Regions from separate parts of the Homo sapiens genome. Here region 2 is linked to region 1. The links are chromatin loops, found by intact Hi-C in ENCODE. Cell type or tissue: heart left ventricle. All regions are shown on one strand. Links, peaks and the distances in the headings refer to the core of each region. The heading gives the core; the rest is flanking DNA. Region 1 has its middle 130 kb from the start of C1orf21-DT. Region 2 has its middle 22 kb from the start of C1orf21-DT.

Evidence for each region. Hi-C counts contacts between places; a loop is a spot of excess contacts. Peaks named below come from ENCODE experiments on the same cell type or tissue, not always from the same donor. Only the 100,000 strongest peaks of a DNase experiment are listed, where the experiment ranks them.
Region 2: it touches region 1 in a loop (2.2-fold over the local background); 2 of 110 quality-filtered maps call a loop at or near these places.

What each region holds. Positions count from the first base shown.
Region 1 is chr1:184,247,337-184,263,601 of GRCh38, forward strand. No RefSeq gene overlaps it. Among named protein-coding and RNA genes, the nearest start is that of C1orf21-DT, 130 kb to the right of the region's middle. In heart left ventricle, for the core only: no CTCF peak of the experiment used is centred there; no DNase peak of the experiment used is centred there; H3K27ac peaks cover 896 bases.
Region 2 is chr1:184,356,077-184,372,341 of GRCh38, forward strand. No RefSeq gene overlaps it. Among named protein-coding and RNA genes, the nearest start is that of C1orf21-DT, 22 kb to the right of the region's middle. RefSeq lists enhancers at 7,388-7,888, 7,889-8,389. In heart left ventricle, for the core only: no CTCF peak of the experiment used is centred there; no DNase peak of the experiment used is centred there.

The DNA.
Region 1 (16,265 bases), core at 5,286-13,285:
AATATAGACTTGATGCCCTATCCTACCTGATAAAAGGTGTGGACAAATAACCCGAGTGAACGAGGTCAAGTAGGCACTCTCTCCAGGAAATTCTAATCGTGAACACAGTTGGTAATGAATTGAAAATTGTGGAGTTGACAACATAGAGACCTCAAAGAATGTTTTCATTAGTGCCTGCTATCTGGATCCTTTGGAACTCTCTGAATTCCTGTAATTTTGATTGGGCAGTGTTGCTTCTGTTACTTACAAACAAAACTCTTAACTGAAGGAGGGAATGTAGCTCCCATTTAAGAAATCAAGAAACCCAAGCTCAGAGGAATTAAGTGTCTTGGCTCATGTCAACATCTGATGTTTGTACCTGAGTCCCTCTGGACTACAAAGTCCATCTTTTATACTGACTCTACTATGCTTCCTCTAACTCTATAGACTGGGTTTAATTCCTGCCTCTGGCACTTACTAGCTGGATAAGTTTGGGTAAGCTGTGTGCCAGTTTTAAATTTTAAATTTTTTGATCTGTAAAATGGAGTAAAAATAGTCATGTATCTCACAGAGCTATGGAGAGGATAAAATAAGCTAATTTATGGGTGGTGTTTGGGCATGTGTCTGGCACATAAGTGCTCAATAAATGTCAGCTGTGATGATGATGATATCAGTCAGGGTTCTGGCAAGAAAAAAAGAAGTGTTTGAGGAGAGTTTAATGTAAGGCTAATTAGAAAAGCGAGGAGAGGGTGAAGGAGATGAACAAGGGATGGGTGAAGGACCCCAGGGCTAGAAAGAGCAGCAAGCTGTGGACAAGGGCTGCCCAACAAGGCTGGCATCTCTACTTGTATTTCTAAATTAGTGGCCATGGCAGACACAGCCAACAGTGATTCAGCAAAGTGGGAGCCAGGCAAATAAATACCCTGTTTGTGCCCTCTCAGTTCACCCTCTATTTTCCTGCCAGGGCCTTGAATTGGCCAAACCTAACCATAAGCTAAAGACAAAGAAGTCTGGTTGATGCAGTCCATGCAAGTCAATGTCTAAGGACAAAAGCAGGCTGCAGAAAGGTAGATATTCAACCTGGAGATACTTCACCACAGCATACTCTTAGCTAAGTGAAAAACATGTGTCCCTGACACAGGTCACCTCCATCCCATGCTCTCCCAGCCCCTCTGCAGGATGGGGTTCTTTATTTGCAGGAAAGTTTTGAAACAATTTGAGGGTTCAAAGTTCTTAGTCTTGTCTGTGTTCCCCTAAATGTTCCCATCCTATGTCTCAAATTTTGGCTCTTTTCTCTGCTCCATAACAAAACAGATGTTGATGCAGTTCTCAGATGCTGGGCTGGTCCTCACTCATATCTTTTTCAAGGTGGTTGGTAAGCAGCTCTTTTAAAGCTGCCATTAAAGTTTTCTGATATTATACTTGTGCCCTGAATGGACCTACAAAGCTTTTAATTTTTCCTTTCATCTGTGTACATTATCTAGGACTCACAGAAACACCAGTCACACCACAATCTTGATAATTACCATTGTCACCGTAGCAACTAAGGACCCTAGCTAATTGATCTTTCAACACCTTGCCCTCTACTTGCATTGCATCCCAATCTCTGCTACTAGGAATGATTTGAGTAACATAGCGTGGATTATCCATATCCCATTTTCTTCTGTTAAGAAGCCTCCTTGTTCTCATCAAATATGTTAGCAACTTGTATCAGTTTTCTATTGCTGCTGTAACAAATTACTACAAATTTATTGGATCAAAACAACTCACATTTATTATCCTTCAGCTGTGCAGGTTAAAAGTCTGGATACAGGTCCCACTGGGCTAAAATCAAGGTATCAAAAAGACTGCATTCTTTCTAGAGACCCTAGGGGATAATCCGTTTTGTTGACTTTCCCATCTTTAGAGGCTGCCTGTATTCTGTGGCTCATGGCCTTCCATCTTCAAAGTCAGTAATGGCTGTTCAGTCTTTCCTACATCACGTCACTCTGACACTGACTCTCCTGCCTGCCTCTTCCACTTTTAAGGACCCTTTTGATTGCATTGGGTAATCAAAACCTGGTTAACCAAGATAATCTCTATATTTAGGTCAGCTGATTAGCAACCTTAATGCTATCTGCAAACTTAATTCCCCTTTGTCATGTGACATAATCTATTCACAGGCTCCAGGGATTAGGACACAGGCATCTTTTGAAGGCCATTATTCTGCCTACCACACAATACCATCCCAATACTATTTTAAGAGTCTGTTTCCTGAGGCCATTTCTAAAGGTACTACTCTATTTGTCTGGGTTCTATCAGGAAACAAATGGCATGCTCAAAAGGAATTATTGGAGAACATTTGCTGAAGAGACAATTGCAAAAATGTGGGCAGGGGAAAGGAAATCCATGAGGGATAATGAAGCACCCGAAAGACAATGACAGCAGGAAGGGTCAGGGATTGGGGGAAGCAGTTAGCAGGACCAGGTGATGGCTGTGCCTTAGGTAAAGGATCCCAGCCAGTGCCAAGCCATAGCCCAGCAGGGAAGTGACCAGGGGAACAGATACCTGAATCTCTCCTTCTACCCTTTGATCTCCTTCCAGTGCTGTCGATTGGCCAAACCTGCACAAGGCAGAAGGCAAAGGAGCAGAGTTGATGTAGCCAAAGAAAGTCAGCATCGTAGGGCATGAAGCAGGTGGGGAAGGGTGAATAATAGATCTATGGAGCCGACAGACTATAAACTGCATATTATTTAACTAAATAATTTCTACTAAAAGGTAAATGGGACTACCACCCAGCATGGCATTTGTATTTTAAAATAGCCAAACTCAAATTAATCTATAAATAGAAGTTATGGGGAAGTATTTTTGAGCGGCAAAGCCTAAAGCGAGTCCTATCTATTAATAGTAAGTTCCACTATAGAATGTTTACATCAACAACTAATAAAAATAAAGAGGTAGCACATCTATACAGAAATACGGGATGTCAGTTATTTTATCCTTTTAATGAGGGAAGAATCACATGGATTTATTCCTTCACTACCATGAACTAAAAGGGATTTCATTCCATCACAGTGATGATAGCACCAACTCAAAGGATGTAGCCATGAAGATACCATAATTTTTCCATCATTTGACAAGGACTTTATAAATAAACATAGTGGTGGTCATCACATTCAGGATAAAATGCTGGTCTGGCAGTGCATGTAGGTTACATGAACACTTTTTCATCTCACCAGTAAGGTTACTCAGACACATGACACCATATTTTCCAATAACTACAGTGCACGTATAGGTCCAAAAAGTAGGTCTGAAAGTAAAGGAGCTGATATGCATGTTTCTGTCACTCATGTTCCATGTGCATAAAAAAAATGACAAACCAACCCAACAAAACCCACCAGCTCGGCCAAGTACATGCTCAGGGAAAGGAGTTTCCTTCACAGTGGAGAATTTTCCAGTGAGGGACAGACACAACTGTAGAGGAAAGAGCATTTCAGTAAACAGGAGAGTCTTCCAGAGAAAACTCTGTGCAGAATAAATTCTTTTTCCTTCCTCAAACCACAGAGGCCTATAAATTCCTACCTCCAAAGTGTCTGGAAAGGTAGGATGTTACAGAGAGCAGTTGCTCTCTTAGTCCAAGTGAAGTTCAGGGAAGAATTACCCTTCCCAAGACTTCCACATGGCATATACATTTGGAACAATTTCAATGGTAAAGAAATAGAGTATTTAGACATGTAATGACTGAAGTCTGGATTATGGAGGTCAAACTAAACTCCTGCATTGTACATTTTTTAAAAATGTTAAGAAGAGTACATGCTTATTATTCTAAAACTTCTAAGCAGTACAGAACCATATAAAGTGAAAACCAAAAGTTTTCTCCTTCTCCTCTTTCTCTCCCTCCTTCCTTCTCTTCCTTCCTCTCCCTTCCCTCTCTCTGGCGCTCTCTCTCTCTCTCTCTCATTTTTATTCTCTATATATCTATCTCCAGCTACTTACTCATACAGGAATATGGTTACAGATACTCCTCTAAAACTTTAGAAGATCTGTTTTTAAGGCATGGTCATCAAAGTGGAGGGGAATACCAGATTTACCATGGCATGGAATACCATATGGGAATTTCTATGTATTTTAACTAATCCTATTTTATAGCTACTTGGGAGTATGTTATGTGAGTTAGACAGTACTATACCATATGCATAAAAATTACTTATGTACAAATATTCACATATTGAAGGTGCATGGATGAAACATTTTTCTGACCAAAGTGCCTGATTTAAAAATTTGGAGACCATTGCTGTAAGAAACTGAAATGTAAACATTTAAATAACATTAAGAGTATCCATCAGCTGATGTGTCAGCTAATAAAAGGAATATTTATAAGGTGCTTACAATGTTCCAGCTGTTCTCCTTGCATTATGTCTTATGTACTATGCACAATGGCCCTATCAGGGAGGTACTATTATTTCCCCAACTTCTCAAAGAGAGAAACTGAAGCACAGTTTAGTGGATTGCCCAAAGCTACACAGCTGGAAAATGGTCCTCACAGGAAACAAACCCAGGTCTTTCAATCTAAAGATACAGTGCTCCTCACACTACTCCAGAAGTGACTCTACCATAGACTAAGGCAGAATTAAAAGGCAGCAACAGGAAGAGAGAAGATGGGAAGCCCCTGATTGACAAAAGAAGAAGGACAGAGTCAAGAAAGACATCCTATCCCAGGCACACCTGCCCTACCGATGGGGAGGTAGCAGTTAATACCAGGGTCCATGCTACAATTCTGCTGCGACTTTATAATGTAATTTCAATCTAAATATAATCCCTCTGTGTGGCAGATTATATTTTCCAAAGACATTGGCACAATACATTTCATCCTGCATGCAGTTCCTACAAGGCATTGCTACTTCTTCCATAAAAATGTGTAGTCCATCTTTTTTCCTCCTTATAAAAAACTATGCAGCCATAAAAAAGAATGAGTTCATGTCCTTTGCAGGGACATAGATGAAGCTGGAAACCATTATTCTCAGCAAACTAACACAGGAACAGAAAACCAAACACTGCATGTTCTCACTCATATGTGGGAGTGAGAACATATGGACACACGGAGGGGAACATCACACACCAGGGCCTGTCAGTGGGTGGGGGACAAGGGGAGGGAGAGCATTAGAACAAATACTTAATGCATGCAGGGCTTAAAACCTAGATGACGGGTTGATAGGTGCAGCAAACCAGCATGGCACATGAATACCTATATAAAAAACTTACACATTTTACACATGTATCCCAGAACTTAGTAAAAAAAAAAAACTAAATAAAAAAACTTTTAAAACTAATCAATGAGTCCAGTAAAGTTGCAGGATACAAAATCAACATACAAAAATCAGCTTCATTTCTTTACACTAATAACAACCTATCTGAAAAAGCAATCAAGGAGACAATCTCATAGTAAAATCAAAAAGAATAAAATACTTACGAATAAATTTAATGAAGAAGTGAAAGATCTGCACACTGAAAACTATAAAACATTGATGAAAGAATTGAAGATGCCACAAATAAATGGAAAAATCTATGTTCATGGATTGGAAGAATTAATATTGTTAAAATGTGCATTCTACCCAAAGCAATATACAGATTCAGAGTGACTATGGGAGATGATGGATGTGCTAACTTGCTTGACTGCAGTAATCATTTTGCTATGGATATGTGTATCAAAGCATCATGTTGTATACCTTAGGTGTATATAAGTACACACACACACACACACACACACACTCAAAGGTGTTCATTTTCTCACCCCTCTTGAATCTGGAAGGCCTGTGACTATGGTGGAAGTGATGCTATGTGACTGCCAAATAGTTTATAAAAAGTGATACAGTTTCCACCTGGACCCCATAAAGTTCATTTCTGTTATGCAGGTGCCATGTTGTGAGGAAACCCAGATCACATTAAGAGGCCACGAGTAAGTGTTCCAAACGACAGACCCTGCTAAGGTCTCAGCTGACAGCCAGCATCAACTGCCAGACAAGTGAGTGAAGATAACTCTCACCCCAGCCATCATCTGACTGCAACACATAAGAGATCTTGGGCAAGAGCTGCCTGGCTGAGCACAGTCCATCCCCAAAACATGAGAGATAATAACGGAGTGATTGTTGTTCTGGGCCACTAGGTTTTGGGGTGATTTGTTGCACAGCAATAGATAAGGAGAACACCGTTGTGCCCCCTGTGGTCATGTAAGGACAATAAATCACCAGAAATAAAAAAGCCCTCCTAGTGGGTGGTCCTGAATATAACCACACTTTTCCTTCAGGTTTTCCCTTTTGGGTTGCTCTTTGGTCCTTGTGGATTCAGCTTCTGCTGAAGCCTGGGAGACCCTCTATCCCATAGCTTCCTTCTCCCTTTCTCTTTCTTTTCTATCCTCTGTCCTTCCTACTCAGTGGAACATGTTCCTGGCTCCATCTGGGAAGGTCCCAGTAGATCCACATATGTGGGGGTTCTACCTGGAGTGCATGGTGGAATTAAGCTGAGGCCTTTGGTATTTTTCAAGTAGTCTCTAGAAGACAAATAAACCTCTCTTATTTAACATGGATTGCCTCTCATCCCATAATACAGATCTCCCTTCCTTCCTACCAGACATGAGGAAAAAGCCCTTCCAGTCACAAATAGAGTAACTGTTAGTAAACATATATAACCTGTCTCTTGTTCAGGGTCTATTCTTTTCCCCAGACTAACTCCTCCAGCTAGTCTCTCAGATTGACCTTAGACACTGCCTCCTGAAGGAAAGCTTCCCTGACTCACTCCCCGACCCCTGAGGATGTGGCTGTGGCTGCGGCTGCAGCTGCAGCTGTGGTAGGTTTCCAGCCTAGGTTCCACCAACATCCTAAAAACCCTCCACTTGAATTATATTGCAGTTGCCTGTTGCTGTCTCTTTCCCTCATGACTGTAAGCCCTTTGAGGGCAGGGATGTGTTTCAGTTATTCGTTATTGTATCATCCAGTACCAGGCAGTCCCTGATACTAAGACTTTTCTGATAAAAGAATAAATTTTAGAAATCCCAATGCCATTCCCTCTTCTTCAGATCAAGTGAATATCTACACCATTTTTAATGACCTCTGAAAGGCATCCTAGTAGTTTGCCTGGTATGTACTTCTGATACTCTGATGCATAATTGTAGAATTCAACCAGTCAAAAGTTCACCAAGACAAAAATACCCACTGTAGAGTGATGGACGTCTTATCACTTCTTAAAGCACTGCTTCCCATTTTTTTGAACATCTCAGTTTGCTAGAAAGGCCTTTTACACGTTCAGAATGGGTCTGTCTTCTTGTCATTCACACTGTATTGGCCCCAATTCTGTTGGTCTTTAAAACAACCTAGATTTAATCTTAGTCTTTATATTCTACTCTGTAAAACACTCCCTTCATTAAAACAGAAATTCTCTCACAAAAGGATAATGCATTAAGTTGGTCAATATTTGGCTCAAAATTGCTGATCAAGGCAGGCATGTTTTAAAGAGGAATTAGTGTGCTCTGTGGAAGAAGGATTAATTTGGAGTATAGGGTGGATGGAGAGGGAGCCTCAAAGCTCAGAAAAGCAGGAGCCTATGAGCATCTGGAATTCTCTAATGGGATAAGGAGTCCCAGGAGAGCGATATGGTCAAATACCAAACCCAGGATTTATCTATTTAACCACATCACTAATGGACTGCCCGGGCTGTGGGAGGTTGACCAGCAGGCCCACCTGTTTTGAGAAGCCCACCCCTCAGGCTCTGTGACTGAGCCTGGAGCACACATACAAGGGTCTGTGAAATAAGGCTCCTGACACAGCCAGCCTCCTGGTGTTCTGGGGAATTCCAGCTATTTTGGGGCAGGGGCTGTAGGCATTGTGTTATCTGGAGGTATTTCTGATAAATATCCAAGATTAGTGTCTTTGTTCAGGAGCGGGTAGGAATAGGGAGAAGTCCTAGTTGTCTTGATCACCCTGGAATTACCAACCCCTAGCTCAATGTTTAGAAAGAAACCCAGTTCCTGGCATCCTGAGCATTGAATATGCTCCAGGGAGCCAATCCAATCTCGAGTGCAGGAAAATCTTACCAGGACAATTTCAAAAGCTTATAATTGATATCACTTGGGTGGCTCTGAGAAACAACAGTTTTGTAAGAGATAAAGTCTTTTTTGGAATATATTATTCAAAAACTAAACCCCAGCATTTCTGTGGTTTGTATATTTCATTTTGTGGAGGTATTTCTCCTCTTCCAGGCCATGTGAAGACTTGAAAAGAAGAGAAAATATATAGAATAAGAATCAGTTCTAAACTACTCATTGATTTACTAAGGAGAAATGTGAGTGATTTAAGTCCCTGGGGTTGGAAGGTCTCCTTCTCCTTGTGCTGAGAAAAGCAAGTATCACTTGTTTTCCACCTCCCACCTCCCATTGGTGCTGGTAAATTTCCCAGAGAATGAGGAACAGCTGCTTCCCAAGTCAGGGTCCTTGAAAAGGGCTCAGTCATCAGCTATGGAATCAGCTGTTTGTTTCCTTCCTCCAACTAGGAAGACACTAGAAAACACAGAAATTTAAATATCCTTTGTCTAAGGACAAGAGTGGGAAAATGTGATTCTTCTTGGTTTCTTTTTAAGTCTTTTTCTTTTTTTCTTTTCTTTTTTTTTTGAGATGGAGTTTCGCTCTTGTTGCCCAGGCAGGCACTCCGTGGTAATTTTCTTCTTACCTTGCTGTCTTCCCTTTGGCTTACTCATTTCTCACTGCATGTTTCTTAAAAGTAGTGTTCCCCTGGTATCTAGATTTGACTTTCTTTTCATTGGAAAACCTCACCTCAAGTAGTCTGGTCCATTCCTGTAGCTTCAGTTACCAAATGTATGCCTATGACTCCCAACTCTTTATTCTCTCCCTGATGGTGTCACTCCAGCTCAAGACCTAGAGACCTCCTGGCATTTTCATGTGAATGGTCCAGAGATTCCTCTAATTTATATCTCAGACTGAGCTCTCCACTTTCTCATTCCTTCTCTTAACAAGCTCTATCTCCTACATTCCCACCACCATGCAAGTATTTGCTCAAAACAGAAACATAGACCCCTCCCCCATCATCCATATCAACTTTTAATCAATTTCTGTCAGTTGTTCCTACTTAATCCTCTAGAATTTTTTCACTTTTCCGTATCTGCTCTGTCACTGCCTTAGTTCAAGTCACCGTCATCTTCCATCTCCTAATGGATTGCTCTGCCCTTTGTTTTACCCCTCATCAGTTCATCCATTACCCACACTGCAAGCTACATGGCTTTTCTTTAGATAAAACTTGGCCATGTTACTCCCAAACCTTCAAAGGGCTTTAAGGGTAAAATCCATATACCTTGGAATGGCATGCAAGGCCCTTCAAGATATAAGGGTTCTGCCAGTTTCTCCCGCCCCATCTTTCCCCATTCCTCTGTCATGCAACAATCATGTTGAACTGCCTTCCACAGGGCTGCAACTCTCTCTGGCCTCTGGACCTTTGTAAATGCTCTTTTTAAGATTCAGACTACCTCTCTACACCACAAACTTGCCTATTTCTCAAGGCTTGTAACGGATCACAACTTCTTCGAGTAGATTCTTGCAGGTGTTGAAATCTGGGCTAAGACCTATTGTGTGCTTTACCAAATCTTCCATAACACCTTTTTTTTTCTTTTTTTGAGATGGAGTCTGACTCTGTCACCCAGGCTGGAGTGCAGTGGCATGGTCTTAGCTCAGTGCAACCTCCGCCTTCTGGGTTCAGGTGATTCTCCTGCCTCAGCCTCCCAAGTAGCTGGGATTACAGGCGCCTGCCACCACACCCAGTTAATTTTTGCATTTTTAGTAGAGACGGGGTTTCACCATGTTGGCTAGGCTGGTCATGAACTCCTGGCCTCAGGTGATCCACCTGCCTCGGCCTCCCAAAGTGCTGGGATTACAGGTGTGAGCCACCATGCCCGGCCTGTTTCTTTTTAAGTCTTGCCTTCTCCTCCAATGCTGGACACTGAATAGGCGCTCTGCAAAAACTGGTTTTCATAAAATCTTGATACTAATTTAACAGACTATTGTAATGAAAAAAGGAAAATCTATAGGCTACTCCTGGGCAATACAGATTCTAGTTATCCTTATGTAGTAGAATCAGCCCTAAGCCAGTGTTGACTTGCCTAGAATTTCAGAAGTGGGCTGTCATTCCATGAAGACCACCCATTCAGTCTGGCGTTAAAGCTCTTTAGTGCTGTTGAGAATCAATCCCTGACAGAGAAAGGCCAATTCCCTGAATGAGAAAAGAAAGGGCCATATCAGGCTGAGAGTAGAAAAGAATATCTTCCCATAAGCCCATTCCTAAGGATAGGGTGAGGCTACCCTTAAGGATAGGGTAAGGCTACCCTTTAGTGCTTAATCAAAGAGCAGTGAATGCCAAATAAAGGGAGATTATCTGTTCAAGAAAAGCCACGATGTTGTAGAGCACACAAAATAGTGGCAAATCACTGAATGGTTCACACATGGGTCCATCATTTAGGAATATTAGAGAAATGAAAAGTGGAGTACCTCCACTGGGGTGTGTGTGTGTGTGTGTGTATGTCATGTGTGTGTATGTGTGCACGTGTGTGTATAACTTTCAGGGTGGCATATTTTCTCTTCTCTTTCCTGCTCTTTCTACCTCTTTCTCAGAATTCTTGGGAATATATATAATACAGGAGCAAGCTCTTTAATGCTTTTGCCACAGAGACAATGAATCCTGCCTGACTCCAAAGGAAGGATGGGTGTTGCCTTCTTTCTTTCCTCTCTCTTATCTTTTTCCTTTGCGACCATAGGGTAATTTCTTGTCCGTGCCGAGTTTTATTTTCTCTAGTTAGATTGTTAAAACATTCAGGTTCACGTTCACTCAGTCTTTCAACTCCACCCATTTTTGTTGATGTATCTCTGACCCACACTCCTATTAGAGGAATAAGGCTTGTCATTAATAATTCCTCATCTGCTAATTCTTTAAAGAAACTAGAAAGAGGAGGATGTGTAATTCGTATTTATTTCTGTATTATATGAAAGAATCCTAATTCTGGGTACTTCAGGTATTTAAGTGGTACTTGTTGGCTTATTAACAGGGAATGCTTTGTGTAAAACTGGAACCAAGAGATAAAAACGTGTCATCAGAAACCTCTGTGTCCACTTCTCAATTTCTCTTATATCCACTTTGTTTTATTTTATATGCAGTCTATACTGCATATCAGGGTTTGTGGTTGCAAAAATCAGAAGCTAAATCTGGCTAAGTGAAACAGAAAGGGTTTTGATGAGAAGAATCCTGAGTAGTATACAGAATTGAGGGGAAAGGCAGAGAAGCAGTTTTGGAAAGAAAGCAGCCAGTAAAGGAGGCTGAGAAGCATAGTGCACAGGCAAGAGCAGCTACAGGAAGAGACTCCATCACCATGAGACCATTGACTGCCAGGCATTTGGCACACAGCCGCTGAACTCAACTCTGCTGTTGCCAGAGTACGTGACTTCTCACCATCCCTGAACCTTTGCATCGCTCTCTCCAGATACATGTGATAAAATATATTCTAACTCCACACTCAGGAACTAGGTAAACAGCCATAAAGAATGTCTGCAGTTACTACTGAGATGCATCTGTTTGAGGCTCACTTTTTACTTTACGCCCATGAACCTCACTCTGACCAGTGGATGACAGTGGCATTCTGGGTCCTCGGGAATAAATGTTCACAGCCAGGTTCCAAATATCCCTCCTCCCCAAGAAGTATCATACAGTTGCCCTGGTATACATTCATGAATGCCTTTGGGGACTGCTTGGAGATAGAGTCACAGCGTGCACTTCAGTAAAGATTTCTAGGTTGCCCATCATTCAGAATGCTCTGGGATTTGTGAACTGATTCAGGTCTGGGAAATGGGAGAGTCATCCTTGTTCAAGTAAAGGCTTTTTTTCTATAGAACTGGAAGGTTTTAGTTAAACAAATCAAATTGAGATTTAGTTGCTGTCCATGTATTTCAGTTCAGGGACCCCGTGATCAATTAACCACTATGGTTCAAATCTTCAATTATTCCCACTGGACCTGCTGCCTATTATGGTAGCCACATTCACTTTGTTTCTGCTGGTTAAATGCTATTATTTGACTTTATGACATCCCAGGATCCTGATATTATGGAAGCCAAGACAATTTTGGCATTCCTCACCCCACCACTGGCTATTGCGAGGTTGCAGAGTGCAGCCACTAGAGTGCTGTTCAGAGATGTTGGCAAGAGCAACCCTCACCAATGTATTGGGTGGGCTTGGTGATATCTGGACCCTCTTGGGGAATATAATTCAAGGGTGGGTGTATAGGTTCCCAGTCTAAATCTACTCCAGTATTCCTAATCCCTTAAATCTTTGTTTTTTTGTCCTATACATGATTCAGAGGAAGCTTTGGCATATACATATTGTTTTGTTTATGCTGTCATTTCCTAAAGCATTGACCTTGTCTGTATAGTGGAGGCCATATCAGAGCCATATGGGCATTTCAAACCAGAGTAAAGAGGGAAATGCCAAAATATTTTTTTTTTTTTTTTTTTTTTTGAGACAGGGTCTTGTTCTGTTACCCAGGCTGGAGTACAGTGGTGGGATCATGACTCACTGCAGCCTCAATGTCCTGGGTACAAGCAATCCTCCCACCTCAGCCTCCCACGTAGCTGGGACTATAGGCACACGCCACCATGCCTGGCTAATTTTTGTATTTTTTGTAGAGGCAGAATTTCATCATGTTGCCCAGTCTGTTCTCCAACTCCTAGGCTCAAGCAATCTGCCCACCTAGGCCTCCCAAAGTGTTGGGCTTACAGGTATGAGCCATTGCGCCCAGTCCCACAACTTTTCAAGTTAAAATTAAACAAGTACAAGTAGATGCATGTCTTACTTTTGCTCATATCCTAAACTTTTTCACATAGTTATTCATATATAGCTGCAAAGAGACCAGGAAATGTGGTTTATATCTGTGTGGTCACATATTTGGGAAGAAGGAAAAAAAAGATTTTGAATAACAACTACCAGTCTGCCAAACAAACTTAAGCAAGAAAACATTTATAGAAGGATATCGAGTAGTTTACAGGATTATTAGAATGCTTCAGAGGTAGGAATATAAAACAGGCAATACCCAAGGGTTTCTAGATAGCTGTGAATACAACAAAGTTCATGCCCCAGAAATGGTCTAGTTAAGATGCTACTGCAGATGAATACTTGTTTCAAGTATGTCTGGAAGTGCCATAACTGAACATTTCCTGCTGTCATTGGATTTTTCACTCCAGCATTTTTGTGTAGTTAATCACTATTTTTGCAGTTTTACATCACAACCTTAATATCTGAAATAGTGGGTAGGAGAGTCACATTGACAAGACTCAGTCTGATTGAGTCACAGCTTTCAGGAGTAGGGAGAAAGAATGTTTTATCTTAGCTGGGCACGATGGCTCACACCTGTAATCCCAGCACTTTGGGAGGCTGAGATGGGTGGATCACGAGATCAGGAGTTCAAGACCAGCCTAGCCAAGATGGTGAAATCCTGTCTCTACTAAAAATACAAAAATTAGCCCAGCATGGTGGCAGGTGCCTGTAATCCCAGCTACTCAGGAGGCTGAGGCAGAGAGTTGCTTGAACCTGGGAGGTGGAGGGTGCAGTGAGCCGAGATCACACCACTGCGCTCCAGCTGGTGACAGAGCGAGACTCCGTTTCAAAAAAAAAAAGAAAGAAAGAAAAAAAATGTTTGATCTCTTTTATTATTAGAGTGAGTGTCAGGACCCTGCCTCCTGCTAAAGGCTACAGAGTAGAGATCTCAAATTGGAAGAGGGTTTGGATATTGAGTAGCCCAAGAAAGACAAACCCCTATTTTATAGACTGTGTCTTTTTAGATAGCAAGCTGTCTGTCAAGAGATCCAGCTCATATCTTCCCAGCCAGCGACCTCAACAGAAAGAGAATGTCTCTCTACCATTACCTATGTGTTAAGCTCAGGGAAGATGCTGATGGACATGGTTTGGATGCTCCTTTCTGTACTCATCACTGAGGTCTAAGAGTGGAGTATTTTGATTGACTCCTTCTACGCAAACATGCCCACATTTGTGACTAGGAGTGCTTAGGAAAGCGCCGAAATTGAAAGCTATTCATAATCCGTGAAGTGGGGAGAGGGAGGTTGTCCCAAGGAAGATGCACTGGAAGACAAAACTACAAAGTTCATTTTAGAGTTCTCATAATCATCTGGTTTATCTCTTGACTACCATTTAAAAAAAAGCTTATAATATCTTCCTTTCTCAGTTACCTGAATATCACCATAAACCCTCAGATTTCATTACTAATGAAACTTTGGTTTCATCAGGTAGCTCTTTAAATCTGTGGTAAGGCTTCACCCATGAGGGACTAACTATGGGATTAGCCCTCTGGCCATAAACAACACTAAAACTGCAAAATATATGAGGCAACATTTTTTTAGGCATTTGACCATAGACTGCACAAAACTGCAATAATACTTGAGAGAAGGAAAACTCAAGAGATGAGCCCCACAATCACTGTATTTGTTGGCCTGGGGACAACTTTAGACTTTGGAGATGCTGAACTGATTGGGATCTTTAGAGCAAGGCAGGGCACCAGAGAGGAAAGAGCTAAACAGAAAGGAGACTCAAAAATCTGGGTAGGGGTTCTTCATGAATCCTTGGCTAAGGTCTAGACTGTGCATGTTTAGAATGAGTCCATACTAGGTTTACAGGAGAGTGGCTACCATGGGGATTGAGAGGAGAAAGGGGTATCAGAGATGGAGTAGTGTTGGACGATACTAGAGTGCTGGCTTAACTAGAGTGCAGAGCCCTTGTTAATACCCTGGGTACCCAGATGAGGCACCAAAAAGGACCTGCTTTAGGAGGAAGGACCACTCTAAAGCAAGACCTACAATAGACCCACCCCAACAAACCCTAAAAATGAGACTTAATGAGATCTGTGAGGCTTCAGAGTTTGGAAGCTGACTCAACCCAGGTTAGAGAGTCTAAGAAAACACTTTGCACTTTGCACATGTCTGCCATAACAAACCATAAAACTAATACATAGGTTCAAGGTGCTAAGCCAGTAATTAAACTACCTCCTAGAACAAAAGTCAACACTCTTCAGAGGAAGGTCATAGAATCAAAATAATCTACAATATGTCACCAAAAATGTCCAATATGTTGTAAAAAATTGCCAAAAATAAAAAGAAATACAAAAATGTAAGCCATAATTGAGAAAAAAATGGCCCAAAAGATTTAAAGCAGCAGTTATACATATTTTCAAAGATTTAGAATAAAATATGGTCTTAATGAGAGATCATATAGGGAATCTCAATGGAGATATGAAAACTCTATTGTTTTTTTAAAAAAAGAATGAGATAAAAATTCTGGGACTAAAATATAAAATAACTGAAATGAAAATTCACTGATAAGGATTCATAGCAGAGTAGATTACAGAATAAATTATCAGGGAACTTGAAGACAGATTTAGAGAAATTATAAAATATTAAGAACATGCGTAATTGAAATCCTAAAAAAGAAAGGAAAGTGAGAAAAATGGAGAAAAAAATTCATAAAAACAATGGCCCCAATTTTCTCAGGTTTGATGATTTATATTGACTTACAGGGCTAAAAGCATAATGAATTTCAAGCAGAGTAAACACAAAGAAAATCACAAGTGATGCGCCATACTCAGACTACTTGGTATGGCATGTGAAAAGCCAAAGCTAATTAATAGTGTTAAACAGTCCAGTGCTTCCCTAGGGTGAGAGTGGTGGGAGGAGATTGGAGAAAGGGACAGAAAAGTTTTGGAATGGTAGAAATATTGTATGCATTGATGTGAGGGTGGTTAAATGAGTGTATGCATTTGTCAAAACTCATCACACTTCACTTAAAATTTGTACCTTTTGTTATATGTAAATTATTTCTAAATAATGTTGACTTACAAAACTAGAAGTGATGCTTAGTCAATCTAATACTTCAAACATTCTAACTTAATTATTTTGCCTTATTTTTATGTCTTTACATTTTAGTTCTTTACATTTTAGTTCCTATAAGTCTGGTTTTTATTGCTTTCTGTAAAAGGATGTACTAGACTCCAAATTGAGAGTTGTATTCACACAAATACTGACATATCTTGTTTTGTTGCGCTTTGCAGATATTGCTGTTTTTTTTTTTTTTTTTTTTTTACAAATTAAAAGTTTGTTGCAACCCTGTGTCAAGCAAGTCTGTTGATGCCATTTTTCCAACAGCATGTGTTCATTTTGTGTTTTTGTGTCACATTTTGGTAATTTTGCATAATTAATATTATTA
Region 2 (16,265 bases), core at 3,120-11,119, 110 kb after region 1:
GCTTTTCTTGTTCTTAGAATATGTATGTATTCTATTTAAGAAATAGATATCAAATATCTGACAGAGGTGCCAATAATTTCTCCTGCCATGCTCAGAGCAGACATTGCTACTTAAGCACAGCATTCTTTTCCTTGTTAACCCAGTGATTCAGACATCCATTGCCATTGGTCTGTGCTGGCATGCAAGATGAAACATTTTCTGCCATTGCTATTCTTCCTGACATCAAGGTACCTAGGAAGTAATAATTTATTAGAATATTGTTTGGCAAAAATGGAATCAAAGCAAATGACCAATTACAAAAAAATTAGGAAAAAAAATAACACAAGTGAAAATAAATTAGAACTAAGGAATTATAAAATAAATTAGAACATCAAGATGGGGGAAGGGGCATGGTTCTGTGTAGCTAATGTCATTAGAACTTAATATAGGTTTACTGGCATCAGAAGCTTAAAAAAGAAAGAAAAAGAAGGTAGACAGGAAGGAAAAAAGCAAGGAAGGGAGGGAGGAAGGAAGGAAGGAAAGAAGAAAAGCAGTGAGAAAGGGAGGATGGAAGGGAGGAAGAAAGAAAGAAGGAAAAGTTTTTGGATAGACTGTCACAGGAGGGACAGCAAGTGATATGTTAGACAATGTCCTTATTTCTATGACAAATGAAGCAATGAACTTCATAATTCATAAGACTATGTAATATCCCTTAGTAAATGCCAAGGGCATAAGCCTCGGGCATAATTCAATAAAGACAGTTCCAGAGTGGGTCCAGATAATGTGTTCTAATTTAATCTCAGAAAAAGAACCTAGACTACTGAGACGCATAGGTGGGTAATACCAAAGGGAATGTGATCATTTTGTAGAATTTTTGAAGCCTGGGATATTATTGCCAACGCACTATATAGTATAACTTTCTAATGACTGTAATACCAAAAACTAGTGTCATTCTTGGGTAAGCCAAGACAAAACATCATTCTTCTCTCCCTTTTAAGTAGTCCTGAGGGTTCACCAGAAACTTCTGCCATTGCATTCCCTCATAACATTGCTATGTCCCATGTTAAGGCATTTCTGAATCAACTATCTTTTAAAATAATTGCTTCTTGCAAACATATGAAACATATTAAATTGACAACATTTGTCCATACAGTGTAAGACGTGGTGCTGTGTCCTCAAACACAGAAATTGTGATTCCAGTAATTTCACAATCTAGTACAGTTCTTTGTAGACATAGGTGCTCAATAAATATGCATCAGGCCAGGCGTGGTGGCTCATGCCTGTAATCCCAGTATTTTGGGAGGCCGAGGTGGGCGAATCACCTAAGGTTGGGAGTTTGAGACCAGCCTGACCAACATGGAGAAACCCCGTCTCTACTGAAAATACAAAAAATTAGCTGGGAGTGGTGGTGCATGCCTATAATCCCAGCTACTCAGGAGGCTGAGGCAGGAGAATTGCTTGAACCTGGGAGGCGGAGGTTGCAGTGAGCCGAGATTGTACCATTGCACTCCAGCCTGGGCAACAAGAGTGAAACTCTGTCTCAAAAAATAAAAATAAAAAATATATATTCATCAAATGAATAAGTATCAAGGACACTTGTATTATTTTCTCCCACGTGTTTCAGATTTTGCAAGTTTGTCTAGTAGACAATTTGCATTTGAATAATAATGGATTTGCTTTTACAGATCAGTATAACTAGTTTTAGCTCCTGGACTCAATATAATTATAGTAAAATGCAAAGAAACATGACATTTTAGCCTGATCTCAGTCATCTCAAGTAAATGAAAAGCTTCTTGAGATTATGTTTGGTCCTGTTCATTCTTACAGAGAATGAAACACACTTTCTAGTCATGGAATGTTGCCTTAGTTTGGGAGCTTCTCTCGATGATATGTGTGTGATCCTACCTTACACCATAAACCAAAATAAATTCCAGAATGATTTAAGAAGTAATTGTAGAAAATACAACAATAATTTTTAAAACTAAAATAAAATTTAGATGAATATTTATCTTTCTCACATTTGAGAAATAGAGCCATTAAAATATTAAGAAAAAAATTAAAGTTTTCGGCACATAAAAGTTAAATTCCTCTTCATGTAAAAAAAACTAAAGGCAAAGAAAAAGTAAGAATATATTCTTCTTAATAACCTTCACTTATAAAGCACTAATATAATCAAAAAGAAAATTATTTTCTCAATAGAAAGATTGGCAAAGGGCACTGACAATTTTAAGAAGAAAAAATAACAATAGCCATTTAAAACCTTGTTTAAGCGGTCAGTATTACTAGTAGTGTGGAAATGGAAATTAGAGTAAGATACTCAGTTTGATCTATCACTTTACTACATATTTCAAAAATAATAATACTTAACACTGGCAAGGGAATAGATTTTCTGGAAAGCATTTTGGCAATATGTTCCAAAAATCTTTAAAGTTCCCAGTCAAACAGGGAAAGACCATATTTATATTATAATTTATAATGGCCAAAAACTGGGGAGAAAAATAGATGTATTATTTACCATGTCCAAAAACTGGGAAGAAAAATAGATCTCTAAAGAGAAAGTAAAAGGTTCAAATAATTAAAATGTGTAGTGGAAGATTTTTTTTTTTTTTTTTCCGAGACAAGGTCAGGCTTTATCACCCAGGCTACAGTGTAGTGGGGCAATCTCTGCTCACTGCAACCTCCGCCTCCTAGGCTCAAGCGATCCTCCTACCTCAGCCTCCAGAGTAGCTGGAATTACGGGCATGCACCACCACACTTGAGTAATTTTTTGTATTTTTTGTAGAGATAGGGTTTTGCCATGTTGCCCAGGCTGGTCTTGAACTCCTGGCCTCAAGTGATCCACCCACCTCGGCCTCCCAAAGTGCTGGGATTACAGGCGTGACACGCCACTGCCCTTGGCCTCAGTGGAAGAAATGTTGATGAAACTGTGAAATCATGAAAAAATTTGTATGAAATAATCCTAAATAAAAAACTATACATAGCTATATATGCACTACAATTTCATTTACTTAAAACCTATGTATCACCAGGCGTGGTGGCTCATGCCTGTAATCCTAGCACTTTGGGAGGCTAAGGCAGGAGGATTACTTGAGCCCAGGAGTTCAAGACCAGCCTGGGCAACCTAGTGAAACACTAGTCTCTGTTAAAAATTTTTAAGTTTTTTTAAAAAGACCTATGTATCTATATAGACATGGAAAAAATTTAGAATATACCAAAATAGTAAAATATTAACTTTGGGTTGTACTAATATAAATAATTTTTTCTTCTTTGTACTTTTTCCTTATTTTCCAAATCTACAATTATCATACATGATTCTCCCATGTTTTAAAAAGCAGCATATGAAATTTTAAAATGCAATGCCTGACCTAAATGGCAGATTCTAGAATGTTTCCATGTAAACATTTAGCTTTTTCTGGTTGAGTTGTTTCCCAGAACATCCTCTGGATTCTGTGGTCTGGTGTTATGTTGTACCCTTAAACTGTTCTCAACTTACTCACCCAGGGGCAGGTGTACTTCAGTGATAGATGATAGAATTCCTTAGGACTATACCTAAATTATTAAAAGTCAGGCCAGACCTGATGGATTGGATATGTGGTTTACAGTAAGAAAAAAAAAATAGCCTGTCCCAAAGAAATAGCTAAACGTGTCACCACTGGATTTCAGAAGCAAACTTTTTGCTCTGCAGTCTCCCCTGGAAGCCTTCCTTAAGTCCCTTGGAAGGTGAAGGGTGCCTCTCTTGGGTTCTCGTGCTGTCCTGACTTGACCTCAGCATTTTCTGCATTGTACTGAATTAATCTGTTCACCCGCCTCCCACTCCTCCTTCCCCCTACCCACAGGCTCCAACAGAACTGTGAATTCCTTACACACAAACCTCTGTTTTACTCACCTCTGTAGCTTCAGAACACAGCCCTAGGCAGTCTGAATGATATTTCTTGTCTAGTGATTTCACCTGAAACTTGACCCTTAAAAATGAATTCAAATGAGATGTGAAAATATTAGTCTCTTGAACTAACATCGGTGAATGATGCAGAATCCTGCCTGCTTCCTCAACTTGGCGTGGCGAATCACACATCTATAAAATTGGTGGTTTCAGATTGTTCTGCCCAAAAGTGGTGGTATGAAACCCAACCCTTGCATCATTATCACATGCTCTATTACAACTCTCCCTGTCCATCAGCAGACTAAGCATTAACTTAAATAAAGCTTTCTTTTAATAACTTTGCTTGGAAATGATCATGTAAAACCATGAAATCGAACTGAAAGTTTCTTGTTTCACTGAAATTGGACCAACATTGACTTCACGCACTAACTGCTGGTGGGGCAGGGGCCTCCTCTCTGCTATCTCCCAGTCTCTTATTTGTTCAGCCAGAGGCCAAGATGAGGTTGAACTCTACATCCTACAGGAATCCTGAGAGACTCTTTGAACTGGTAAAATCCTTCCATCCGGGACTTGCCTATATTGGAGCATCAGTGTTGTTTGCTCTGTAGGACCAAGCCTTGTCCAACTAGAGAATCAGCATCCTACAAGGGCCCTCTGGTCTGTGAAACCTTGCCCACCTTGATGCCCTCCTTTGAGCCCCAACCGACTTTGATAAGCTTCTTCCCATGTCTGTTTCTTTCACTATCCTGTAAGTTCCTTGAAGGTCAGAACAATATTTCATATATTTTTGTGGCATGAGTGCCTAGCACATGCCTGAAATACAGTCAATAATAAATTGAATTGAACCACTGGGGAAAAGGATGTTTTTAGATGCTTACTATATTTTTAGACTCACTCTGGGAGTTACAACCACTTCTATACAGAAATATAAGCTTCTTCTAGGACATAGTGTGATTAGTAGAAAGCTTTTTCATAGTAGTGTAGGGCAGGTGAGCCCCAAATTGGAGCTTAGCCCCAAAGGGTTCTTGGCTTTGCTCAGAAAAGAACTGCTTTCTAACTTTTAAGTTCAGGGGTACAAGTGCAGGTTTGTTACATGGATAAACTTGTGTCATGGGGTTTGTTGTACAGATTATTTTGTCACCCAGGTATTAAGCCTACTACTCATTAGTTATTTTTCCTGATCCTCTCCCTCCTTCCACCTTCCACTCTCAGAAAGGCCTCAGTGGTGTTGTTCCCCTCTTTTCAGAGTGAGCCAGTGGTAGAACAAATCAGCTTTATGGAGGTGACAGTATTACAGCTCCGGGACTCCTCCTGCAGAGCAGGCTATCCTATAGGCAGTGTGTGGAGAGGAGCAGCTCAGAGGCTGTTTTGTAGTTATATTTATACCCACTTTTAATTACATGCAAATTAAGGGGCAGATTATGCAGAAAGTTTTAGGAAAAGGGTGGTAACTTTCAGGTGGTGAGGTTGTTGCCATGGAAAGGGGAGGTAACTCTGATGTGTTGCATGGCAATGGTAAACTGACATGGCACACTGGAGGGCATGTCCTATGGAAAGCTGTTTCTACCCTTTCCCTGTTTTAGCTAGTCCTCAATTTGGTCTGGTGTCTGAGCCCAACCTCCAGAGTCGTGTCTCATCTCCTACCTCAATAGTTCTATGACTTTAGTAACTTTATATACTAGCAAGTTAATATCTCTTGAGCCTCCATTTTCTGATCCATAAAAGAGGGAGTGATACTAACTGTATTGTTGTCAAGATTAAATGAAATTATGCCACTCCCCTGGCACATAGTAGGGGGTTAAAAATCTCACAGCTGGGTTTAGAGTTTCCCCCATGCCTACCAAAACAAATTTTCCCACCAAAGCTTTTCCCTTCTCCTTAAGAATCTTACTTTTCTTCCATGAGAACTCATGATCCTTTAGAGCAGGGCTCAAGCAAACATTTTTTGTAAAAGCCCAGATAGTCAATACTTTAGGCTTTGTGGGCTGCAGGGTATCTGTTGTATATTCTTCTTTGTTTTTGCTATTGTTGTTGTTTTGGTTTTGTTTCTTTACACCTTTACCTTTTTTTGCCTTCTTTACGTTTTAAAATGTAAAATCATTCTGAGCTCATGGGCTATACAAAAGCCTCTAGCCAGACTGGACCCACAACCTGCAGTTTGCTGAACCCCGCTGTAGATCAGTGGTTCTCAAAGTGTAGTCCCCTAACCAGCAGCATCAACGTCTTTTGGGAATTTGTTCAAAGATGCAAATTCTCGGGCCCCATCCCAAACCTACTGAATCAGAAATTCTCAAGTTGGGCCCAGTAATCCGTATAGTAATAAGCCTTCTGGGTGATTCTGATGCAGGCATTCAACAGCGGTTGCATATTAAAATCACCTTTAAAACATTTCAATACCCAGGCTTTACCCTATATCAAATCAGAAACTCTGGGGGCGGGACTAGGCATCCTTTGTTTAAAGTCCTGCAGGTGATTCAATGGGCAGCCATAGCTGAAAACCACTGGTATAAATCTGAGAGATAGTTTTTGTATCTGCAAAGAAAGATTTAGTGCTAATAATATTGCCAAGGTATGCAATACTTGAGAATCTTCTTGTTTTGATAATTTCTTGAAGGAATTCCACGACAATCAATTAATCAAAGGATGACTATACAGTACTACATATAAAGCACCAAGTTAGGTATCCTGGAAATATTTTCTTGAAGCGTATTTATATGGTCCCATCTACTTCTGAGTAGTTTGCATATGGGAAATCAAACTTCTCCGTTTCGAAGAAGCTTATAATTTCCGTTTTACAAGGAAGGACCAACTCAAGAAGCACCACCCAAATTTGTTCACTGAGGTTAAACCTGAAAGACATCTTCACTGGTTACCATTTTCTTACTCCCCTCACCATTGCCCAACAGGCTGGTTCCTTATTTCATTATTCCAAATGGAGTAAGTTGTAGGGTGATTCATTCTTGTTGCAAAAGCACATTTTTCCTATAAATATTCTGTGGAAAAGCCTTTGTATGGTTTTATACTGGTAGGATAATTCTAGAGTGCCACATTTGACAAATGACATCAGCTTGCCTGCCTAGCCATAAACCATTTTATAACTCTTATGCATAATTTGGCTTCAGGTCAAGGTGGTGTAATATGAACAAGCAGAATATACAGCACAGAGTGTCCTCAGAAGCTATCTTAAAGATCAGCAAAACTCATTCCTGTAAGAGAAGCTCATCTGTGAAGCAAGGTCAAGCCCAGTGGTCATCAGAGAAGGATCCCGTAGCTGGAGTTGCTCTTTGCATGGAAGTGCTTCTGCCTTGTACCTCTGCTGTGGCAGACCCTCTAGTTGCCCACCTTACATCCATTCCCTCTACCATCAACTACTGCCCCGTTTTCTTGTTATAGGTATTCCCATTTGTTCAGGAATCAAACAGCCAAATTCTTCAGGGGAGGCTGGCCTTCTCCCCAGCCCCAGGGGTTGAATCTCAGTGGTTGGACAAATCATGATAATTCCATTTCCTTTCCAGTCATTGGTTTAGGAATAAGCATGCGACCCACAATTCTGGCCAATGATACTTCTTGTTTTGACAGGAAGTCTGCAGGGGGACTTCTGCAAGGGGAAGTCTGCAGGCCTCAAAGATGGGCAGCAGTTGGGACAGCTCTCACAGGAAGGTCTTCAGGATCACAGCAGGGACATGTATGTCTCCATAGCTGTCAAAGTTCATGGGCTTCCCTGCACACAGAACACAGTACAGCTGAGGTCTGGGCTCTGGCCTGGAGTTTGCTGCTGCAAAACGAGCTCTGAAGCAAAATGGCTTGAAAACTCCTGGTGCAAATAGCCTTATTCTAGAGCTACATGTCCCATGGATGACTTTGTCCTCACCTGGATATGGGGGTGCTCTTACCTCACCAGCCCCCGTGGCTGCACACCTCGCCGTTACTGCTTCCTCCTGGGTCCCCGGCAGAGGCTGGGGTGGGCTATTTAGCTTCTCTGCAGTGTTGCTTCCAGCTCGGATGGAAGCTCTCTGAGCCCAGGGCCTTAGCACAGGTGACACACAGCCCACAGGCCTGGGACAGGCAGGCAGATGAGTGCCCGAGCTTGGCACCATGCAGCCCTGAGGCTTCGTGAGTAAGGCACGATTGATCGTGTGAGCAGGAGGGATCGAGGGCAAGTCTTCTCAGCAAGGTGGTGGCTTCATTAGTGTTTGCATAGAGGACTCTGCGGGAGGAGCTTCTGGAAAGTTCTGTTTGCTGTTCAAAAGAAATATAAAGATGTTTCTTCTTAGGCCATTGGATACTTTTGTGTGGATATGATGCTCAGGGCTGCTGTAGCCACCTTGAAACCATGAGTGAATATGCCTGGAGCCAAAAGCTAACACAATGAGGATGGTGTAATAGAAAGATGGTTTATTAGGTTCTCCAGAGAAACATATATAGAGAGAAATATAGAGAGATGTAAGAGGAGACATATAATGAAACTTGGCTCACACAATTATAGAGGCCTACAAGTTCCAAGATCTGCCAACGGCAAGCTGGAGAACCAGGAAATTGACTCCTGGTGATGTAACTCCCACTCCGAGGCCAAAAGCCTGAGAACCCGGAGTGTTCTCAAGGTCAAGGGAGGGACAGTGGGAGGTGGAGCTAGTGTAAGTCCCAGAGTCAGAAGGCCCCAGAACCAAGAGCTGTGATGTCCAAGGGTGGGAGAAAATGGATGTCTCAGATCAAGGAGACAGGGAGAGGCTGGGCATGGTGGCTCATGCCTGTAATCCCAGCACTTTGGGAGGCCAAGGTAGGCGGATCACTTGATGTCAAGAGTTCAAGACCAGCCTGGCCAACATGGTGAAATCCCGTCTGTACCAAAAAAAAAAAAAAAAAAAAAAAATTAGCCAGAGGTGGTGGTGCATGCCTATAATCCCAGCTACTTGGGAGGCTAGGGCAGGAGAATCACTTGAACCCGGGAGGTGGAGGCTGTAGTAAGCCAAGATTGTGCCACTGCACTCCAGCCTGGGTGACAGAGTGAGGCTCCATCTCAAAAAGAAACAGACAGGGAGAGAATTCACTCTGCTATTCAGTGGGCATTCAGTGGATTGGATGATACTTGCCCACAATGGTGAGGGCAGATCTTCTTTACTTAGTGCACTGATTCAAATGCTCATCTCTTCCAGAAACACTCTCACAAACACACCCAAAAATAATGTTTAGTCACCTACCTGGGTATTCCTTACCCAGTCAAGTTGACACAAAAAATTAGCCATCACAGATGGGAAGAATCTGGATCCCCAGTGAACTCTGAGCTGAATTTAAAACCCCAAAATCACCTGACTTCAAGACTTTATTGTTATGTGAGGTAATAAATGCCCTTATTGTCTAAGCCACTTCTGGTGGATTTTCTGTTCTTACAGTCAAAAGCATCCTAACTAGCCAGGCAAGGTGGCTCACACCTGTAGTCCCAGCATTTGGGGAGGCTGAGGTGGGTGGATCACTTGAGCTCAGGAGTTCAAGACCAGCCTGGGCAACATGGTGAAACCCCCTCTCTGCAAAAAATATAAAAATTAGCAAGGCATGGTGGTTTGCGCCCATAGTCTTATCCACTTGGGAGGCTGAGGTGGGAGGATTACTTGAGTCTGGGAGGTGAAGGGTACATTGAGCTGTGATCGCACCCCTGCACTCCCACCTGGGCAACAGAGTGAAACAAAAGCATCTTAACTAATACGTCTGTTAGCCCCATAACCAACTCTAGAAGAACCTTATATCTCATATTATAGTATCTGATTACTCCAAGAAAATACACATTAGTACTGGGATTTTTCTGTTGGGAGAAAGATTTTTTTTTTTTTGCTCATTCCTTTCCTAGTTTTCTCCCATACTGACATAGCAGCTTGTCTCCACCACAAGGCTTAGTCTCACTGAGTACTTTGTAGCTACCACTCATTCATGAAGACCTGACTGAGCTTTTAGTTCTGACATTATTGCATCAGCCTAAAACAGAATGGTAGTCCTAGCCACATCAGACACCGAAACAATGAAGAGAAGTCTTTATCATTCAGGTGCTGGCATTTTAATTATCTGTTTGTTGTTGTTGACATTGACATTGTCATCTCCATCGCCAGCAGTCTGAGCTCCCCAAAAGCTTCTCTATAATATGCCCAGTGCTTCACATATAATAGGCATTTAACAAATGTTTGTTATATGAATGCATGAGTGAACTCTAGTTACAATTAGAATGTCAAGGAGGATTTGGAGAACTTGAAGATCTGTGTGGTTCCATTTTTGAGATAGAAACTGAAATACTAACTAGCCTTTTTCTGCCACATCTAGTTAAAACCAAAGAGTAAAAAGTATCATACCACCCTTTTTAAGAATGAAGTGTCCTCCTTCCTTGCTCTTCCTCTGATTCTCATGCTTGCTCTCTCTGGAAGTTTTGGAATCTAAATGATCTGATCCTGTGAATTTTTTTATTTTTTATTTTATTTTATTTTATTTTTTGAGACTGAGTCTTGCTCTGTCGCCCGGGCTGGAGTGCAGTGGTGCAATCTAGGCTCATTGCAAGCTCCGCCTCCCGGATTCACGCCATTCTCCTGCCTCAGCCTCCCAAGTAGCTGGGACTATAGGTGCCCGCCACCGATCCCAGCTAATTTGTTTGTATTTTTAGTAGAGACGGGGTTTCACTATGTTAGCCAGGATGGTCTCAATCTCCTGACCTTGTGATCCACCCGCCTGGGCCTCCCAAAGTGCTGGGATTACAGGTGTGAGCCACCGCGCCTGGCCCCTGTGAATATTTTTTAAACAGATAGTTTCATGCCTGCAAGAAGATTTTTCTTTGAAGCCCAAGGAATTCCATCACTGTTGGTTACAAGACTCTGGTGCACTGGTGTGTGCATTTTGAGAGGGTCGTGTAGTTATGTTAGCTCTATAGTAGCTAGTTTATTGGAACTTCAAAGGCATAAGACTGTATATAGCATTGCTTGAAGAAGTACCGTCTTCGGAAATATTTTATCCAGCAGACTGACTTTGGTAGCTAGGGTAAAGAAAAGAATTGGCTTTGTTCGCTTTCCTGTGTGCCTTCCCCCCACTATCTCCCTGCCCAGAGAAGGGCAGATTTGTGACAGTCAGGGTGAGCGTGGCCACAGAAGGAAATGTCCTCCTGCTTTCTTGTGGAAACTTCATTATCTGTCTCAGAGAAGGGAGGATGATTCACGCTAAGATTAAATGTTGCAAGAATCAGATCCTACACATTGAGAGAGATTGAATGACCTCAACGGAGAAAAAGAAGCGTCACGCTGAGACCGGGCTTCTCTGAAGCTAATTCTGCTTCGGAAATTAATTCTCAGTGGACAGCACTTCTGCAATCGTCCCATGAAGGAGGAGAGCATGTGATAGCAAGGGAAACGTGTATTTAATGTGCTCCCTGCGGTCCCTGGTGTCCCTGGTCATCCATGCGAGAATATAAAAGTTATTGGCTGAATCCCAATGATTTATATTAATCCCTCCACAGCAGAGTGGCTTGAATCTCTACCTAACACTTACTTAATGTTTCCTTATGAAACAGTGACTTACTTATATGTCTGTTTCTTCCATTAAATTTTAAGTACCTTGAAGCCTGGTCCATGTTTCAAGTCATCTTTGAACCCCAGTGCCTGAAATACTTACAGTAGCAGACACTCAGTAAATATTTTGAAATGGAACTAAACCATTCTGTAACAGTGAAAGGGCCCAGACTCTATCAGTTGGCAGATATTTACTAAGCTGAGAAGAAATAAGACAGAGACTGTAAATAAAAGTGTTCTGCTCATATAATGAGAAGAGTCTGGGGTTTGGAATCAGATAGACCATGTTTTGAATTCCAGCTTTGTCACTCACTGATTGTTCTAGTTTGAGTTACTTACTTAGCCTCACTGAGCCTCAGTTTCATCCTCTGTGAAATGGGGATAACAACAAATTTCTCAATGGATTGTTGGAAAAGTGAAATGAGGTGATGATACAGGTGGAATAGTGGCCCCCTGCAAAATTTATATGTTGGAATCCTAGCTCCCAGTACCTCAGAATGTGACCTTATTTGGAAATATGGCCATTGCCAATGTAGCTCATTAAGATAAGGCCAAACTGGAAAAGCGTGTTCACCCTACTCTAGTACAACTGGTGACCTTATAAGAAGGGAAAATTTGGAGTCAGAAAAGCATGCAAGAAGAACACCATGTGAAGATTAAGGCAGACGTCAGAGTGATGTTTCTACAAGCCAAGGAACACCAGAGATGATCAGCCAACCACCAGAAGCTAAGGGAGAGGCATGGTACACATTCTTCTTTCCAGCCCTCAGAAGGACCCATACCAACCAGACCAACAACTTGATCTTGGCCTTCTAGCCTCCAGAACTCTAAGACCACAAATTTCTGTAGTTTAAGCCACTGTGTTCCTGGTGCTTTGTTATAGCCATCATAGCAAACAAATGCAGGGAGCATAAGTAGTACACTGAGGGGCAGAGCCTGGAATAACAAGTATTCAAAATTTGTACTTATTATTCCCTCTTTCTGTATTAGACTTTCCTGGGAGTTTGTGTTTAAGAATGACTTTGGCTGAAGGTTAACATTTGGTGATGGTAGGAACAACTGAAAACAGGAGTGAGTAATGATATAACGATTTATTTTGGGAAGGTAGAGATTGGGTAATACAAGGCAATATAAATGTGAAGAAATAGCATTAGGTAGCGGTATGCTCCATGGTTTGAGTGAAATATTTCTATCTAAAGACATACATTTTCTGGAAGTTATTAAAAGTTTACTTCTGTTTTTTTTTTCTAGTATTTTTCTTCTTCTGAAAGCTATTAGTAGAAGTAATGACAACTGATTATGGTGCTCATGATATATCCTTAAAGCTAAAAGATAACCAGCCCACAAAAATGAAATCAAACAATGTTCGTAGCAGCACTATTCACATTAGCCAAAGAGTGGAAGCAACCCAAATGTATACCAACAGATTACTGCATTAACAAAATTTGGTGTGTATATAATGGAATATTATTCAGCCTTAAAAAGAATGAAATTGTTACACATGCTACAAATGAACAAACCTCAAAAACATTCAATAAGTGATCTAAGCCAGACACCAAAAGACAAATATTATATTATTCCAGCTAGAAGTTCCTAGAGTAGGCAAATTTATAGAGACAGAAAGTAAAATAGTGGTTACCAGAGGCTGAGGAGAGAGAAGAGTGGGGATGTCATGTTTAATAATGAGTTTCTGTTTGGAATGATGAAAAAGTTATGAAAATGGATAGTGGTGATGGTTGCACAACATTGTGAATGTACTTAATGCCAATGAACTGCATACTTAAAAATAGTTAAAATGGTGAATTGTATGTTATGTATATTTTACCACAATAAAAAAATATATTATTGACTATCAGCAGGATAAAATCCAGGCTGCTAAGATTGGCCAATAAGATCTTTCAAGTTTTTGTGGTATATACCTAGAAGTAGATTGATAGATTATATGGTACTTCTAATTTAACTTTTTGAAGAACAGTCAATCTGTTCTACACAGCAGCTGCGACATTTTACATTCCTACAAGCATTGCACAAGAGTTCCAATTTCTCCATATCCTTGCCAATACTTGTTATTTTCTGGGATTGGGGGTGGTTAATAGTAGCCATCCTGAGCCAGGCATGGTTGCTCACACCTGTAATCCCAGCACTTTGGGAGGCTGAGGTGGGTGGATCACCTGAAGTCAGGAGTTAGAGACAAGCCTGACCAATGTGGTGAAACCCCTTCTCTACTAAAAATACAAAAATTAGCTGGACGTGGTGGCATGTATCTGTAGTACCAGCTACTTGGGAGGCTGAGACAGGAGAATTGCTTGAACCCAGGAGGGGGAAGTTGTAGTGAGTGGAGATTGTGCCGCTACACTCCCACTCCAGCCTGGGCAACAGAGCGAGACTTCATCTCAAAAAATAAAAATAAAGAATTAGTAGCCATCCTAATGATGTGTAGTGGATCTCATTGTGGCTTGAATTTGCATTTCTCTAATGAGTAGTTGGTGTTGAGCATTTTTTTCATGTGTTTATTGGGCATTTGTATATCTTCTTAGGAGAAATGTCTATTTAAGTCCTTTGTCCATTTTAAAGTTGGGCTGTTTGCTTTTTTGTTGTTAAGTCATAGGATTTCTTTATATATTCTGGATCTTAATTGCTTATAAGATGCATGATTTGCAAATATTTTCTCCCATTTTGTGGGTTGCCTTTTCACGTTGTTGACAGTGTCCTTTGATGTACAAAAGGTCAGTAAATAATTTAAGCCAATAATTGATATTTTTAATTGGTGTGTTGGAAGTTGGGTTTGAATGGGGCAAGGCCAAGAGGTAGAGAGACAGGTTAGATTACCAGGCAAGAAATGGTAAAGTCTGAGCTGAAACAGAGAAGGAATGGAAAGGAAGCCTATTTAGGAGGTAAAATCAACAAGATTCTGGTGACAGTGTAGAGGAAAAAGGAACAGAGGGAGGACGTGTTTGGAAACTACTTCGATACTCAGCAAGAGATGATGTGGACCTGCACTGTGGGAGCAGCGATAGGAGCAGAGAAGAGGGCCAAATTTGGGGAGAGTAAGTGCTGATTGGACAAGTGTGGGAATGGGAGGAGTGATTGATGATTCCAAGTTTGGGCAACCCAGGAAAATATTACCTTAATTCATAGTTGACAACCTAAATAAAAGTATTCATTGACACAGACCTGTCTAGAAGTATAGATTCCTGTAGTAAAAAAAAATTCACTTGAGCCTGCCCTGAATCCCCCCTCCTCACCTCACTTTCCACTAAAATCAGTTTTATAAAAGTAACTTCTGGGTTTTATCACTGCTGACAATGCTAGCCTCCAATCCTTTTAGGAGGTGAATTGGATAATAAATAAATGTAAAAAAAAAAAATCCCAGGTTCAAATCTGAATGCTATTTACTAGCTTTGGGAGGACTTTGTATAAGTGACCTAAATTCCATGAGCTTCCATATCTTCATCTGTTAATTGGGTATAATAGCACCTTCCTCACAGAGATGCTGTGAGGATCAAATGGAAATGATGCAAGTCAAACAGTGCTGTGCCTGGCATGCAGAGAGCCTCAGGACATAGACGCTGTTGTAGGAGGTGCTATTTCACCTCCATATCCAATGGCTGTGGGGAGACAGAGTGGCTCAGCAGTGAAGGTGATATGTGCAGGCCAGCACCCTCTGCCTAGAGAGCACGATGAAAGAATCATGGCCCTGGAATCAGAAAATCCTCGGTTTAAAGACCTGGGAGGGAGTGACAGTAAGTCAGCCCGAGTGGTGAAGGAAACATTTGGCACTGTAGTTTTTATTGTGCCTGTCTTCAGATGCATTACCATCAGTGGAAGTGGCAGCTCCACTCGCTTCGAGCCCAGATCTACAGAATCAGCGTTGAATCTACACCCACAACAATGTGGTATCAGCATGGAGGATGCTCAGGATTGCATCCAGAATGTTCATGGTGCCGAATAAGAGCTTCTTGGCCACTCTGAACCCCAGGCAAAACCAGAGGAGCGTGGGTTACAGCTGTCCTGCCACAGCAGTGCTTCACGAGGTTACTTCCTAAGTTTCTCTCTACCAACAAGAGGTCACAGCTCTTTTGTAGCTGAGAATGGAAAGGATTTTGACATTGTCACATTTAAATACAGTAAGCACTTTCTGCCCCATGGGTTGTTAGCAATGGTGATGCCAAGCATTTAAAGCTGTTGTGCCTCATCTAGCTAGGCTTCTATAGGGAAACATAAAGGTCTAGCTATATGTACATAGAGAGAAAGACAGAGAGAGGTTAAGAAACCAGATATTTATATTTCTGAAATAGGTTAACCCAAGCTTTCAAAAACATATTAAAACTGCCCCCTTCCTCACAAAAAGGCAATATGGCAGTTTTATGATTTTTTTTTGTTTACTTCTCTTACTAATATGAATTAGCTTGTCACTGTATTTTGTCTGTCCTCAAAGGAGTTACATACAGTGGACAGTACTAATCACAAGCATGTGTGTTCCACAAGCTAGCACTGACTTTTTACATTTGAATTAATTGCTGATATCAACAACTCAAAAATTGCATGTAAAAATCTATTTCTGGCCTCTCTTGAGAAACCATATGAGATTCACCCCCACAGATGTCAATGACCACCTGAAACTGGGAGGTGGCTGGCCCCTGCAGATGGTGGAGTGGGGCATGCTGTGATGCACCCCAGTCCCTACAGCCTGCCCTATCGCCCAAGTTACTTCTGAGCCTTTATAGGCATGTGAGTAAGGGACACTTATCCACTTTCTGCACCATGTCATGTACAAATAACCAGCTAACAAGTAATTACGAAGCACCTACTAAATGTCCATTACGGTCCTGGTTGCTCTCTGAGTAGGAAAATTTCAAGAAATTGGGAAA